Regions from separate parts of the Mus musculus genome. Here region 1 is linked to region 2. A link is a loop called in an ENCODE intact Hi-C map of the cell type or tissue named here. Cell type or tissue: heart. All regions are shown on one strand. Each heading gives the region's core, and the rest is flanking DNA. Links, peaks and the distances in the headings are about the cores only.

What was found. Peaks named below come from ENCODE experiments on the same cell type or tissue, not always from the same donor. Only the 100,000 strongest peaks of a DNase experiment are listed, where the experiment ranks them.
Region 1: it touches region 2 in a loop (12-fold over the local background); 26 of 42 quality-filtered maps call a loop at or near these places.

Annotation. Positions count from the first base shown.
Region 1 is chr6:55,514,941-55,523,284 of GRCm38, reverse strand. No RefSeq gene overlaps it. Among named protein-coding and RNA genes, the nearest start is that of Gm34441, 18 kb to the left of the region's middle. In heart, for the core only: CTCF peaks have their summits at 2,815 (motif pointing left) and 3,336 (motif pointing left); a DNase peak (open chromatin) is centred at 3,314; H3K4me3 peaks cover 674 bases; H3K27ac peaks cover 290 bases.
Region 2 is chr6:55,947,584-55,955,927 of GRCm38, reverse strand. The region is part of intron 9 of Itprid1 (ITPR interacting domain containing 1); the gene reads right to left. Among named protein-coding and RNA genes, the nearest start is that of Ppp1r17, 66 kb to the left of the region's middle. In heart, for the core only: a CTCF peak has its summit at 5,010 (motif pointing right); no DNase peak of the experiment used is centred there.

The DNA of each region.
Region 1 (8,344 bases), core at 123-8,122, 430 kb after region 2:
ATAAAAAGAAAGAACATGAAGAAAATACCAGAAGATAGAAAACCCTCCCCTGCTCATGAATTGGTGGGATTAATATTGTGAAAATGACCATCCCACAGAAAGCAATTACAGATTTAACACAATTCCCATCAACATTTCAACATAGTTCCTTCCCGAGATTGAAAAACTAATTTTGAATTTTACATGGAACCACAAATAAATTCAAGATAGTCAAACTGATCCTGAACAAAAAAAAGAACTGCTAGGGGTATCACCATTTATGACTGTAAATTATACTACACATCGCAGTAATAGTGATTAAAAACAACATGCTACTGACATAATTTATCACACTGATCAACACAACAGAACTGAGTGCCCACATATGTGTCCATGTGTCCTACAAATACTTGATTTTTGACAAAGAGGCCAAAATATACATAAAGATAGTATCTTCCGCAAATGGTGTCAATAACACTGCATAGCTACACATTTTGTGCTACATAAAACTCAACTGCAAATGAATCAAGGACTTCAATGTAAGAAACAAAAAGAATGGGCACACATACACATGCAAGCACACACACATGTGCACACACATGTATGTGCACCTACAAGCTGCTTCTAGACTTTATGAAAAATGCTTAAAGTAATAGAATTGTTTTGTTTTCCCTACCCTGTGAGAAAGTCTGTGGCTCTGTGAGCTTGTTGGCTGCTCAGCTGGTGAAGCTTTGGCTCTGTCTTTCTTGACTTTTCAGAGATTCTACAAACCTGGTCACCTCTTATTTTATTTCAGCAATACTAAGCCACATATGAAAGAAACATTATATACCCCAAGAAAGAAATCTTAAGAAAAAACTAGAACTTTCATGGCAAAAGTGTTGAATAAGACATAAACAATTTGTTTAAATGTGTTTTCAATCTAGTTAGAGAAATGTAGACAACTGTGTAAGAGTCAAAGAAACTTACAAGGGTCTAATCTAAGCTCAGTTTGAAAACAGAATCATCGCGTGCTGGGAGTGACAGACCATGAGAGCAATCCTCGGGTCTCTGTGTTGTTGTGACTATAATTTCCCATTTTGACAAATGATTGTGTGCAGATGTCATGATTGTGTCAAGAAAAACATCTAAAAGTACAAGTAATTTGTAAGTTTATGATGGCCATTTTCTGGAAATTTTCATTTTATTTCTTTAGAGAAGCATCAATTGGAATAGAAAATTATGAAATATAGTAACATTTCCAAACTACTAAAGATATGATATCAATAGTAAATCTAAGCAAAGATGACCACTTCTTAGAAGGCTATAAGACAGGGTAAAGAAATATTAGATGTGAAACCAGTGGATGACTTCTGCCAGGCTAACGAAGTGAAAACACAACTGTTGGTGGCGCACGCCTTTAATCCCAGCACTCGGGAGGCAGAGGCAGGCGGATTTCTGAGTTCGAGGCCAGCCTGGTCTACAAAGTGAGTTCCAGGACAGCCAGGGCTACAGAGAAACCCTGTCTTGAAAAAAAATAAATATTTCAGTAGCTGTTAAGTTAATGATAACCAAGCTACAATCCATAGAGCCACAGAAATTAGTTGCAGAGTTAGGAGTGCAGATAGATGTCCCTAGGAAAGGGAATAGAATATATATAATGGCTGGATTTGGAGAGAACTAGAAAGGGAAGATCAAGTGAGGACCGGAGTCCTGCTCACCACGTGGTAACCAGGAAACCAGAGATCAAGGGCATCCTCCACCCCATCCTGGGAAGCAAAGTTCTTCCACCAAATCCCAGTTCCTAGTGATTCTACCCATGCCTAGCATGGCAGGCTGAGCAACAGCTCTTGATATATGGATGCCTTTGGGGGTCGCTACCCAAACCACAGTACTGACCATGAAGAAAAGAATGATAACATTTCAGAATATCTTAAGATGTGTATCCAACCTATTCGTTTAATAAAATAAATAAATAAATATGGTTAATTCCGGTTTATTTTAGAAGTATCATCACATACCAGTATATTCTCCATAGGGTCCAGTCAAGAACTGATTCAAGCCAGAGACTAAACGGAGCCATCTCATTCCCTGGTTATAAGGCTCCAAATCTCCCACCGGTGGCACTCAATGACCCTTAGAATAATGTCTATTGTTCTAAGAGAGTGGCCCAACAGCTTTCTGTATTGCACGTCGGCCCAGAAAGTCTTGAGTAGACTCCATATGCCAGAGTCTCCTGTCATTCTCCCTGCAGTGATTACCAGCCCCCAGTAAGCCTCGGCACCCGTGGCATTTGAGAGCTGGACAATCTGTTGTTGCAAGTTGTGCATCCTAAGACAAGTAGCAGGAGTCTTGCCCTCTCTTCAGTAGGTACCAGGAGGAAAGTCCCTTCTTAAATGTCTATACACGTTGCTAAATATCCCATGGGACAAAGTCACCATTTGAACACCACAGTTTCCGTTTCTTTCACCAACTTTGAGCCATCTGTAAGGGTTCAGCTGCAGTTGTCACGGCTGGATCCCTGGTGTCAATATCAAGGCCTGTGTAATCAAACTATGGTCAAACAAAGGCAGTGCCATTCAGCAACCGCGGAGAGGAGAGGAAGGCTGAGGGGCAGAGCAGAGGGAGATGTTGTCAATGGCAACAGGTATGCTTGGGGGTGAGAGCTGTGCAGAGACGGGGGGGGGGGGGGCGGGGGGAGTTTGGAGTGTGAAAGCGATGTGGGTAACAGATGTTATAGATGAGATGTCACTACCCTATGTTGAAGAAGAAAAGAATAAATAAAATACATAATTTGGGGTTGGAGAGGAGAAAGACATTCAGTGTTTGACTTGAAGAGAGATATAAGGAGAGCAACCTGCTATGAATGTCCAGGAGAGGCTGCCCCCTAGCGTTGTAAGAGTGAAGGATTGCCCTTAAAGTCCTTGTGATCCCACAAACTCCTTCTCTTCTATCCCTACTGTGATAGCCTAACAACAACTCTCTCTCTCTCTCTCTCTCTCTCTCTCTCTCTCTCTCTCTCTCTCTCTCTCTCTCTCTCTCTCTCTCTCTCTCTCTCTCTCTCTCTCTCTCTCTCTCTCTCTCTCTCTCTCTCTCTCTCTCTCTCCCCCTCTCTCTCTCTCTCTCTCTCACACACACACACACACACACACACACACACACACACTTATTTCCTCTAACTCCAAAATCATGCGAAAATGCTTCTGGAAGGAATCTAATTTTTAATGGGGTGAAAAGAGGAAGAGAAAAGCAAGCTGCTGGGAATTCCGGGAGAGGCCATCTTCCTGAATAGCTCTTTCCATAGGATCTGTGCGAGTCCGAGAGCGCTTTAGCGCAGAGTTGGTGCCATCTGGTGGCCAATTCTTACTAGTGCAGCATTACCCGCTGTGAAGACCTGTGAGGCCAAGGGCAGCCCTGAAAGAATGAAGGATTTGGAAGCTGGAAGGCAAATGGGCAGCTTTATGAGCTCCTTTTTCCAGAACCTGGACCCTTGGGTCCAGAGCGGAACAGGACTCACACCCCTACACCGATCCTCTGCTCACCTCGGCAGCAGTGGCCTGCTCAGGAGGCTGGCTGTCTTTGCCTGATCCCTTGTGTCTAGTTGCTGTTGTCCCATGGTGATGTTTTCGTCCTGGTTATTAACAGACTTTATTACCAGTGCTTGGGTGTATGAATTCTTCTTTGAAAATCCAACAAGCTTTTAATTAGATACACAACAGGAAGAGATATTAAGCTATATTAATGCATCTGAAAGCCCCGCACAGCTAAGAGGGAGATCATCTCATAGATAAAGCACTGCTGAAAATTACTGGAGCAGCTTCCAGCAAGTACCCCAATAGAGAACTCCAGGGAGGGTCAATCGTTACTTAACACTTGTGGCAACGCGAAGCCTATGAAAATATCGCTGCTGCTCAGTTTTATGTGAAGAACAGAAATTGGAAGTTACACGTCAGATCCTAAATCAGCCTCATTTTTTAAAGACCCTAATCATGTAAGGACAAATTTAATAAAAGTTAGACTCTCATGTAATTATATCACTACAAATTTGAAAAGAAGGGTCTCTGGGATACTTTTCTTTCCAAGGAATGTCACAAAATTGCCCATGCCTCAGATACATTTGTTGCCAAAGAGACTGGGCATCATCCCTCCCTCCACATTGCTGCCTTTTGACATAGTTTTATTAATTTTGACATGATTTTGTTAGTTTCTGATTGAGCCTGGGCCTCCAGCAGGTTTGGCTTAAAGATTTCTAACCTCTTAGATTCCCATCAGCTTCTGAGGAAATGGCCTGGGCTACCCTGGTGAAGCAGAGATATGACATGCTCAGCCAAAATCATCAAGCTACGCAAGAGGATCCAGCAAAATCCAGAAGAGGTCCGTCCCTGCTGATCCACATCCCAGAAGTCAATGCTGAGATTCCTGAGCTAAGTAAACGATAGTGATTTTAGGACCCTGGGTTTTGAAGTGGTTTGTGATAAAGCAAGCGTTAATGGATACATGTTGAATAGCACGGATCTTAACTAATATTTCAGGGTTTAGAGTTCTTACATACGCATAACAAGATATCTAAGACATAAGACCCAATTCTAACCACAGAAGATGTGTGTCATTTCTTATGCACCTCGGATATAAAACCTGAAGGCAAATCTTCACTCCTTTTCTTGATTCTTATGTTTTTGTTTGTTTGTTTGTTTGTTTACTTATTTTATGAAGGGAATGCTGACATGAGGAGACAACTTGCTGGAGCCGGTTCTCTCCGTCTACCATGTGGGTCCTGGGAATTGAACTCAGATCCTCAGACTTGACGGCAGGCACCTCCCCCACTGGTCTATCTCAGTAACACCCTTCAAACTTACTTGGGGGACGACAATTTTATGCAATTTAACAATTTGGCATGAGTGTGGCATTTAATTTTTTTTTCAGATTTGGGTGGGAAGCGTTTATGACTTGGAATTTCTGCCTTAAGGATATTGAGCTGGTATAATCATTACTGGAAGAATACATTGTAGAAAAATGTATTTCCTGACTCAGAAACTAAAATTCACAAGAAGAAATCCATTTGAAAGGGAGCTACATGGAATTGAGCAAAGAAGACACCCTTGAGTCAGAGGTCTCCACAACTCCATTTGGAGTCTTCTTGCCTTGGATGTATAGAGCTCTCTACTATGGCATTCTACAACTGAGCAGAGAGGTGACATTTTAATGCATTAAACAGTGGTTTTTCAGAGCTCCCTAAGCCCCCATTTCACATTCAATTCACTTCAACAGCTAACTTTTCTTTCTCAAAATTTCCTTCTACTCCAATCATTTTATTGTCTACAATTGAACCAATTTTTATTTTAATTTTCTTTCAAAATGTTGCTTAAAATTCTTCAAAAACTTCCTACTTCTTACTGTACAAAAAAATACCCCCTGAAAACAAAATTAGGAAAAACAACCTGGAAATTTAAGACACTCAGCTTTGTAAAAATATAAAACTTTGATTCTAAACATACTGTTAGAGAAATGAAGACAGGCTGGGAAGAATATTTGTAAATCACATCTGATGAAGAATGGATTAGGCATGAATAGATGAATGCCATGCCCTTTTACCTCTCTTCCCACCTAGGCCTTTCTCCACACTGCCCCCCCCCCTTCACACTACGTGTCTTCTACTGTTTTCCAAGTGTGGACACTATGCCCCTCCTTAGATTTGGGAACAAAACACCCATGGAAGGAGTTACAGAGACGGAGTTTGGAGCTGAGATGAAAGGATGGACCATGTAGAGACTGCCATAGCCAGGGATCCACCCCATAATCAGCATCCAAACGCTGACACCATTGCATACACTAGCAAGATTTTATTGAAAGGACGCAGATGTAGCTGTCTCTTGTGAGACTATGCCGGGGCCCAGCAAACACAGAAGTGGATGCTCACAGTCAGCTAATGGATGGATCATAGGGCTCCCAATGGAGGAGCTAGAGAAAGTAGCCAAGGAGCTAAAGGGATCTGCAACCCTATAGGTGGAACAACATTATGAGCTAACCAGTACCCCGGAGCTCTTGACTCTAGCTGCATATATATCAAAAGATGGCCTAGTCGGCCATCACTGGAAAGAGAGGCCCATTGGACTTGCAAACTTTATATGCCCCAGTACAGGGGAATACCAGGGCCAAAAAGGGGGAGTGGGTGGGCAGGGGAGTGGGGGTGGGTGGATATGGGGGACTTTTGGTATAGCATTGGAAATGTAAATGAGCTAAATACCTAATAAAAAATGGAAAAAAAAAAAAAGATCCCCTTTGCTGCCCACCAATGTCCTCTTTCTGGTTTTGTGGCTTCTGCAGGCGTGCCGGGTTAAACACACAGATCTAAAGATTCAAAGGTAGGATTCACATATGAGTAGGACTTTGCATCTTTTCTCTTTCCAGGTCTGGGTTAACTCTATGTTTCCTAGTTTTACCTATTTACCTATAAATTTCTTAATTTCATTTTTCTTTATGTCTGAATAAAACTCCTTTGTGTACATGTACCACATGGTCATTACCATGAGTAGTTGGACATCTATGTTCTCCCCACAGGTTATTACCAGTGAGTCTCTTTAGTTTCCTACCTGACATTGACTGTAGCATCCATTGCTGAAGATTCCACACAATTTGATCACTGGACATGGAGAAACCAAGTTGGCATTGACTAGGAAGCTTCATCCTGGCTGCCTAGCTATTAAAGTACTAGAAGGTGCTATGTAGGCTGTCTGGAGGTAGGAATCCAGCAAGAGTCTTACCCACCTGTGAACCCTGTGAACTACAATAATCTACAATAATCACCAGTATAGCAAAGGATCCCTGAGTTGTAATAGTGGTATGTAACTATAGGGTTAACCAAACCCTTTCTGACTGGATTTAAGGCCACCTTTATAAGAGGAAATGCATGTGCAGTAGTGTAAACCTGGCTGCACACCTATGGCTGGGGACCATCAACCTCAGGGGTGCACTTACTATTGTTATTCTACTGAATGAGCATAGCATCAAACTACTCTCTAAATCCATATCTCTGGACCCATAGATTACTGCAGCTCTCAGGTCCCAACAGAGAAGTTTCTCTGCACAGTGGACATTGATTAATGTAGAAACTCACAGCTGATCAAAGTATAAAGAATATAAGAGTGAGTGAGTTAGTTCTCAGCCTCAAATGAGACAGCTAGATCACACATGCGCACACGCACGCGCACACACACACACACACACACACACACACACACTAACAGGTGCTCAGGGATCATCACAAAAGAGGGAGCAGGAAGAACCAGAGTTTGGGGATGACTAGAATAGAACAGTGACTTTTGGACATGACAGCACTACTCATGAACTCACAACAGTTATAGTTGCCAGCACAGAAACTGTACAAGGTCAAATAAATAAACATTCCAGCAAGGCAAGAAGAGGGACTCGTGAGTCCCCACAGGCATACCTGTTGCTGAGGTACTATTGACACATGATGGCTGCTAGGGGAAGGAGAGTCAGTTTTCTTTAAGAGCCCCTATACATCAACCAGGCTCCAGTGGGCCCACCCACCCCAGGAATTTATAGGCAGCAAAGATTGGAGTTCATGGGTTTAAAAAAAAAAAAGAGGACACCAAGTTTGGAGAAGATTTGGAGTCAGATATGGATTTGGGAAGAGTCTGGGTAAGGAGTAACATATTAATATAATTAACATACACTGTGCGAAATTCTCAAAGAATTAATGAAAGTATTGTATTAAATTTAAAAAAAAAGAAAGCGCTGTATCTGGAAGATGGTTTGTCCTCCATTCAGAAGCCAATGTCACAGTATTAATAGATGTGGTCAGGGACTTTAGAGGTATTAGGTCAAAATGGCCTCATGTTTATGGAAGGATTAATGCTTGTGCATAAGACACCAGAGAGTGGGGTATTAGAAGCAGACCTAGACCTGCCCTCAGCCATTCTTTGTATGTATTCATTTCCCTCTCAGTTCCTCTCCTAAGACTCCCACCAGAAAATGAAATATATTAGAACCATGGTATGAGACTTCAATAAATTGTACAGTTTGTGGTATTCAGTCATATCTCCTGAGGATAAGGACAAACAGCTCTTTAAAACCCTAACAGCATGAAATGCTGGCAAGAACATAACACAGCTGAAGCTCTCATATATCACAGCTGGGTATAAAAACACAGGACATAAATGTCTGAACAAAACTTTTTTACCACAAGTATTTAGACTAACAATTAATAAATGGGATCCCATACTGTGAAGCTTCTGTAGTGCAAAGGAAGCCAAGAGTGTAGAAGCAGTATACAAAATGGGGGAAAGTCTTTACTAAATGTGTATCTGACAGAGGATGAGTATCTAGAATATATAAAGAACTCAAAAAACTAAAACTTCAAGAA
Region 2 (8,344 bases), core at 92-8,091:
ACATAAAAGCAGAAGGAGAATTATCTTTGAAAATAATCCTGGGAAAATAGGGAAGTGACTCCTTTGGAGGCCAGACTGTGAAAAGCCTGAAAGGAAGCATCAAACACACATTTAAAAAGGTTTAACTCCTTTCAAAGATAAGTGAAGACTGGGGGCAAACCCAGTGGTTGAGCAGTTGCCTAGCATTGTTAAAATTCTGTGTTTGATCCCTACTTTGGGGGGAAATTGACTATGTTAACAAAAATGATAATAATATAGCAATGGGCTTATTACAAAAACCCTTTGAGTGTATGAAAATAAGAATTATTATAACATAGAGCAGGTTATAGGGAAAGAGCCAATCAAGTAAACACCCAAGTATAACATTCAATTTTTATAGAACATTTAATACTAGTAATAGAATATTTGTTGTTAACTATCAATGAAAATAATAAATATTTATAAATAATAAATAAATAAAAATAAATAATTTTTATGATTTATTTTATGATAATTTATGTCACATATTCTTTTTTAGACACCCACATACTAAATTTATTGCTATTTTTGATACAGTTGAATTTTTTTAAAAACAATATGTTAAATATTGGTTCTTTGGGAATTTCATACAATGTATTTTTTTTATACTTTTTATTAGATATTTTTCCTCATTTACATTTCCAATGCTATCCCAAAAGTCTCCCATACCCCCCCACCCACTCCCCTACCCACCCACTCCCACTTTTTGGCCCTGGCGTTCCCCTGTACTGGGGCATATAAAGTTTGCAAGACCAATGAGCCTCTCTTTCCAGTGATGGCCGACTAGGCCATCTTTTGATACATATGCAGCTAGAGTCAAGAGCTCTGGGGTACTGGTTAGTTCATAATGTTGTTCCACCTATAGGGTTGCAGATCCCTTTAGCTCCTTGGGTACTTTCTCTAGCTCCTCCATTGGGGGGCCTGTGATCCATCCAATAGCTGACTGTGAGCATCCACTTCTGTGTTTGCTAGGCCCCGGCATAGTCTCACAAGAGACAGCTATATCTGGGTACTTTCAGCAAAATCTTGCTAGTATATGCAATGGTGTCAGCGTTTGGAAGCTGATTATGGGATGGAACCCTGGATATGGCAAGTTCTAGATGATCCATCCTTTTGACACAGCTCCAAACTTTGTCTCTGTAACTCCTTCCATGGGTGTTTTGTTCCCATTTCTAAGAAGGGGCAAAGTGTCCACACTTTGGTCTTCGTTCTTCTTGAGTTTCATGCGTTTAGCAAATTGTATCTTATATCTTGAGTATCCTAAGTTTCTGGGCTAATATCCACTTATCAGTGAGTACATATTGTGGGAGTTCCTTTGTGATTGGGTTACCTCACTCAGGATGATACCCTCCAGGTCCATCCATTTGCCTAGGAATTCCATAAATTCATTCTTTTTAATAGCTGAGTAGTACTCCATTGTGTAAATGTACCACATTTTCTGTATCCATTCCTCTGTAGAGGGGCATCTGGGTTCTTTCCAGCTTCTGGCTATTATAAATAAGGCTGCTATGAACATAGTGGAGCATGTGTCCTTCTTACCGGTTGGGACATTTTCTGGATATATGCCCAGGAGAGGTATTGCTGGATCCTCCGGTAGTACTGTATCCAGTTTTCTGAGGAACTGCCAGACTGATTTCCAGAGTGGTTGTACAAGCTCGCAATCCCACCAACAATGGAGGAGTGTTTCTCTTTCTCCACATCCTCGCCAGCATCTGCTGTCACCTGAATTTTTGATTTTAGCCATTCTGACTGGTGTGAGATGGAATCTCAGGGTTGTTTTGATTTGCATTTCTCTGATGATTAAGGATGTTGAACATTTTTTCAGTTGCTTCTCAGCCATTCGGTATTCCTCAGGTAAGAATTCTTTGTTTAGTTCTGAGCCCCATTTTTTAATGGGGTTATTTGATTTTCTGAAGTCCACCTTCTTGAGTTCTTTATATATATTGGATATTAGTCCCCTATCTGATTTAGGATAGGTAAAGATCCTTTCCCAATCTTTTGGTGGCCTTTTTGTCTTATTGTATGTCACATATTTATAGAGATTTATTTTATAATACTTAATTTGTGTCACATATTTAAGAGCTGGTTGATCTTGTTAAAATCAAATTCAACCAGCATTATAACTTGTCAGCTGAACATAGACAACATGAAAGGCAAGTGGGGTAATTTTCAAGGTTAAAGTTTTAGTGGAGAGAAGGAGAATGGGGAGAGAAGATGATGTCTGCATGTGGGCAGCATTAGTTGGACTCAGGGAGTTTCTAACAACAACAAAAGAAATGAGATGGGGTGGATCCTAGGGAACACTGAAGAGAGGTGGTGAGTGAATAGGATCGAAATACATTGCATAGATGTATGAAATTTCAAAAAGTAATAAAATAAAAATATTATTTTAAAAAACTTCTCCAGGTAGCTGGGCGTGGTGGTGCACGCCTTTAATCCCAGCACTTGGGAGGCAGAGACAGGAGGAGTTCTGAGTTCGAGGCCAGCCTGGTCTACAAAGTGAGTTCCAGGACAGCCAGGGCTATACAGAGAAACCCTGTCTTGAAAAAACAAACAAACAAACAAACAAACAAAACAAAACAAAACAAAACAACTTCTCCGGGTACTTTTGAAGTTAGGAAGTAAATCACCTATTTTGTAATTTATGTAATGTTTGTAAATTATGTGATAATTGTTATAATAACAGTGTAAAAGCTTTGTGTAGATTTTCTAATATTTTTCACACAATGCCCTGACTACTTTACATAGAGCCCATCTACTCATCAGGTAAGTGAGCAGACCATCCCTGAACACTTTCTACATGAGCTTCCTACTTCAAGCTACCATATGTGCTTTAGGTCCCCCGACAGCCTGTTTCACCTCAGGAGGCCCTGACTGTAGATATTCAGTAAGCAGGACTAACTTCCACATCTCCTTCATCACCCCTGGCCTATAGCATCAAGAGAGAAAATTCCTAAGTAAGAGGATTTAAGACTCAGGGCAGGGGAGGCAAAACAGGATGTGGAGCCACTTGCTTTAGTGAAGTGTTTTAGGCATCACCTGGACACTATTGCTACTCACTTTTCCAGAACAATTTTCAAGATTCTTGTTCTGGAGCAGGAGCCATCAGTGTGATGTATGATGGCTGATGGCTGCTATTATCCTTGCCATGCTCAGAGGAAGCAATGTTCTGCCACTAAGCCAAAATCTGTCCATAAACTGGTTAGTCTCTAACAACCTGATCCAAATGGAAATACTTTTGGTCCTGAGATCTGTAGGTGACTGGTTTCATGGAACTCCATCCCTCAGAATAGTAAAAACTGCAGCTACTCAAATCTCTCACACAAAATACCACGATATTTGCATGTGACGTATGCGCAACTGTCCTTCCGTCTTAAAATCATCTTGGATTATTTACAATACCTACTATAATTTAAATGGTATATAAAAGTTGCTTAAAGAACAGCAAAGATAAAAGTCTACATCTTTCATATATTCAACACATTTGTAATAGTTACAGTTTAAGGTTTGCAGATAGATGGAGCTTTTCTGAGTAGGAGGACGTACTGTAAACAGCTACAGGCACAATGTGATGTGTCTTTACACTGTAGGAGTCATTTGTTCTAAAGGGTGTGTATTTGTGGTATTGACAACAGTTACATTTCATTAACTGTATCCCTGTAAAATGACACACAATTGCTAAATCTCACTCAAGTGATATCTCTCAAATTTAATTAAATTTAACAAAAGACCAAACCGAGATTTCCCTTTCATGGTGTGACTGAACAACAGAGTTGAGCATGATGCTCTCACGAACAGGATTTTCAGTTTTTGTTTGCTTTAGAAGTCAAATGTGTACATCCTGAATCATTCTAAGAGACATAAGAAATGTGTGGGGCAATTTACAGATGGCTTAGTTTCTTTAGGAGACTAAGATCTTTGCCCCTTATAAAGTGTTTTCAGGGACTACCAGCAGCTAAGTTCTCGATTTCCTCATTTTAAACTTCCCCTTAGGGCTGTAGTAGTTAAAAGAGATAAAGTATGAGAAATCCCCTAGTCTGGGATAGCTATGATGGATTATTAAGCAAACAGACAGATACAAATGAGTATCGTTTATCACTGCTACATCCTCAAGGTAACACCCAGGCAGGAGGGCTTGACTTCCGGTACAAGAACATGGCTTTTGAAGAGTAATGGAAGCAGCGCTATCTCAGGGGGCCATCCCACCCAGTCCCTGAAGCCTGCCAGGCCACGCCTAGGAGAACTGGAGCTTATGCCAGCGGACCTTTTCTGGGAACCTTCTCCCAAGGAGCTTTGGTCCACTCTGCTAAGTGGAGGCCTTGTTTTGTTTTTATTTTTGTTTTTGTTTTGTTTTTGTCCACCTTGCTTCCTGAAGGTTTTCTTTTTCTTTTAGAAAATTTTTATCATACAAACTTCCCCTCTCATTGGTCCCTGTTCTAAACCAAAACTAGATAAATGACACCCCTCACCACCCAAACCTCTGCTTGATTTCATTTTGCTCTCAATAACTGATAGTTCACCAGCTCTGACTATCCCATGGCTCCTAGAGGCTAAACTCATAATATATTTAGCTAACACGCTATTAGAATACCCAACTGACTCATCTGGCAGATTTATAGCCACATCTACCAGCTTTGGATTCTGTCTCTCCTATGTAGGAACTGTTATTCTCTTATATTGGGCTTCTGACGAGTGAGGTTAATGCCCAATAGTATATGTGTAAATCTAAGAACATGTAATGATAGTTCCCAAGGAACATCATTTTAACTATTATAATTCAGTCTCACTGTTTACACAATTCATGACTGTGATGGATAGCATTGATAGCAACTAGAAATTAACTTCTACAGTGCAAATCTGCCTTCTAGAATTTAGATTTTACTATTTCAGCTGGGTGAGCCCTGCCTGCAAACTTCACCTTTGTACTGAGCTAACAGGCCTACCTACCCAAGGGAAAGATGCCTTAGGCATTTTGTCAAAGTAACCACCAGATGGCAGCATTACACCAACCACGGAGGAGCCAGGGCTCTGCCAAGACCTTCCAATAGAAGAAGCCTTCTCTCTGGACTGTGTCAATAGTAAAAGCACCTGAGTTGCATTGAAAATAGTCTTTGTGTAGAGCATCTCAGGAAACAAAAGAGGGGAAGGAGTTGAAATGTAAATTGTAAAGAGATGAAAAGAAACAGGGTTTACAGGGACAAGGAACATGAAGAAATCATACAGAATAAGAAAACATGGTCCAACCTTGAACTTTGGGGTTAACCATCTACATCAATAGATTCGATATTACCTATTTAATTGCCAAGTGTCTCTCTCATTCATTGTCACAGGGTAGGAAGTCTGTGACCTCTCAGGGGTAAGGCTGAGTCACATGTCTTAGGACTTGTGTGGACTTACAGATGACGCAAAACCAAAGGGCTCCAGGAGGGGCTTGGAACCTGAGATGAAGAGCGGCGGCTTTGCCCAATAGGAAGCAGCGAGGATTGTTTGGGCTGGAGTGGCTATCACGGAGGCATTTTTAGAATGCCATTTCAAATGCTTCGGAACATCTTTATGGTTTTGTCTTCAGATCCCCGCATAAGTCAAGATGGGGTTACCAATTAGGTACCGTGGGGGACCTTCTAGAGCCTTCCTTATTAGCTATTCTTGTCTAAGTTTTGTGTTGGCTCCTACGCGTTCAAGGTTCATTCTGTCAATGATAGCTTGACTTCCATTGGAAACCTTTCTGTGTCATCTCTGGCGTCCCACACATTCGTGCTGTGAGTCAACTCCTTGCTAATGCAGTGAGAAGTGCAGGGCACAGAGGCAGGGCTACAGATGTTCCTGTGGGACCCTTCATCCCTAGAATGTGCACTGGGTCCCCTCAGGTCTTATACTGCCCTAGATGCTATACAGTGTCAGCAAAGATGCCTGCTCTCCTGACCTCAGGTCTCATCCCAGATATGCATGAAGAAGAGATAGTATGTTCATGGGTTTTGAAAAACCTATCTGAAACATGTCAATGCCTTCACTCGTGCCAGAAGTTCTAGAGAGTTCAGGTTTTCCGATGGAGGATTTCTGCAGCACACTTGAGAGTGCCCGTGAGCCCTCAGCTGATGCTTTGCAAGCTGTGAATTTTTCCCTTTCCTTGTTCTATTATTCCAGGTTTAGCGGTTTCTCCTCCACTCTTCAGTCAGAATAGCTACATTTCTTAGTCACTGGAAAAAAAGTACTTCTCTAAAAGTAAATTTATTTGGCTTGATACCATTAAGTATTAATTAATTCACTATTATAAAACAGTACACAACGGTGAAGACAATTTAGAAAATGAAAAATATCTTTATCTAATCATGTGGGAAGACAAGTATTTCTATATATATCTGTGTATTTTAGCCCAGTGCACTTTCATTGAGCTCCTGTGAACCTGTATGCATTAACAAAGTAGTACTACCCACTTTGTACCCTCCTTCTGTTTAAATAGTATATTATGAATTTTTTATAGTCAATCCTTAAGATGTGTGCGTGCGTGTGTGTGTGTGTGTGTGTGTGTGTGTGTGTGTGTGCATGTGTAAGCATTTGTTTTGTCTCTAAATAAAGCCCTCTTTTTTTTATGTTCTTTAGAAACTTGGAAAAACAACTTTTAGTTTCCTAGTAGTTTAATGTTTTGTGAATTATTCTTGAATTAATGACATCTTAAATTTTTACTATTTTGCCCAGCTACAGATTCTGTAAACTACAACAGTGGCTTGCCTTCAAGATATACCCTCTGGTGCAATAGTAGCACAGATGTTATGGGAATAACCAACAACTTTTTTATTAGATTTAGACACACTCCATGAGATAGAAACTGCGTCTGATATTGTCAAGAACCTGAGAATAGATAGGTTATGGGCATAAAACGAAGTATTATTCTGTTAAATGAACATCATAGAAATAAAATAACTCCTAATAACATGTTGTTATACTGGATCAGTGCATGGCTCATCTATCATCTCAGAAACTTTTTCTGACACTAGATACTAATTAACACCCACAACTGGACAGTTTTCAGGGAGTGAGAAACTTTGAAATGCTGAGCCTTAAATGGTGCCTTTGTATCAAACTCCATCACTCAATGCTCAGGGATCTACATGAAAGAGGAAGCATAAAGATTGTAGAAGCCAAGGTTGATGAACCCTCTTGACTCCAAAGAGGTAGCAGGTTCTAGACACAATAGGGCTGATTCACATATAAACTCATAGAGACTGTGACATCATGCACAAGACCTGCACAAGGTCTTACAAGGAACTATTTGCATAGTGACAGCTTCCGGGGGCAGGGATAGTTTTCTTCAATGCAGTCAAAGAATATATCAGTTACATTCCTAGGGAAGAACACGTGGTCAGTATTTTGTTTTTACAGAGAAAGGGAGGAGGAAAGGAGGGAGGGGGGCGGGAGAACTTGAAGATATGAAGTTGAGGAAGGGAGGGGAGAGGAGCAAAGATGTCATAGGAGTTAGGGGAGGAAAAAGAATATGATCAAACTATATTGTATAAGAAGTTATTTAAAAATAAAAGTTAAAGTAAAAATTAAAGCTCATCTTCCATTGATGATATCGAATACCAAACAATTGAAAGTATTGACTATGCTCCTAGTCAGTGTTTATTGACAATTTTCCCTCAGCTATTCAACTTTCTATGGTATATTCTATGATTTCAGACATAGTCATTGATACTTTTGGCATTTTCTCTTTGGGGAATACTAATGGTCATGGGTATGACATTAGTGGAGCTGCAGGTCTTTGAACGACACCTTACCATCCCCTCACACAGGCTGCCCTCTTTTGGTGGACCTTGGCCATATCTTTATTCAGAAACTGTTGTCTTCCATTTGAGCTTTAGCTTATATGAACTATTGCATCATATGTCCACTTTAAAACACAGCTAACACAACTCTACACATCTTCTGTCATCTGAGGAAATGGTTTCCTGATATGTAACTGAGTAAAAACAGCCTTCTCCATGGAGGCCTTCAGATTCTCATTCTATTTCTACATAGTTACAGCATACTGCTTTCTCTGCTTGTTTTCTTTAAAGAATGGCATGACCCTTGGAAACTGTTAAAAAGAACTCTTCAGAGTAATCATGCCAAGGAGTGACCCAGTATGCCTGCCCCTTCTCTTCCTTCCTCCACATGATATACCTCTGCCTAGAGGGGGTCAAGAGGCCAACGGAGTGTGAGCTTAATGCAATGAATATTCCAGGAACAGTTAGCCACACAGGATATTGAAATAAAGCAAGTTACAATTTCAGTCTAGATAAATATTCTGAAAATAGAATAGTATATGAATTTATTCCTTAAACAGTAC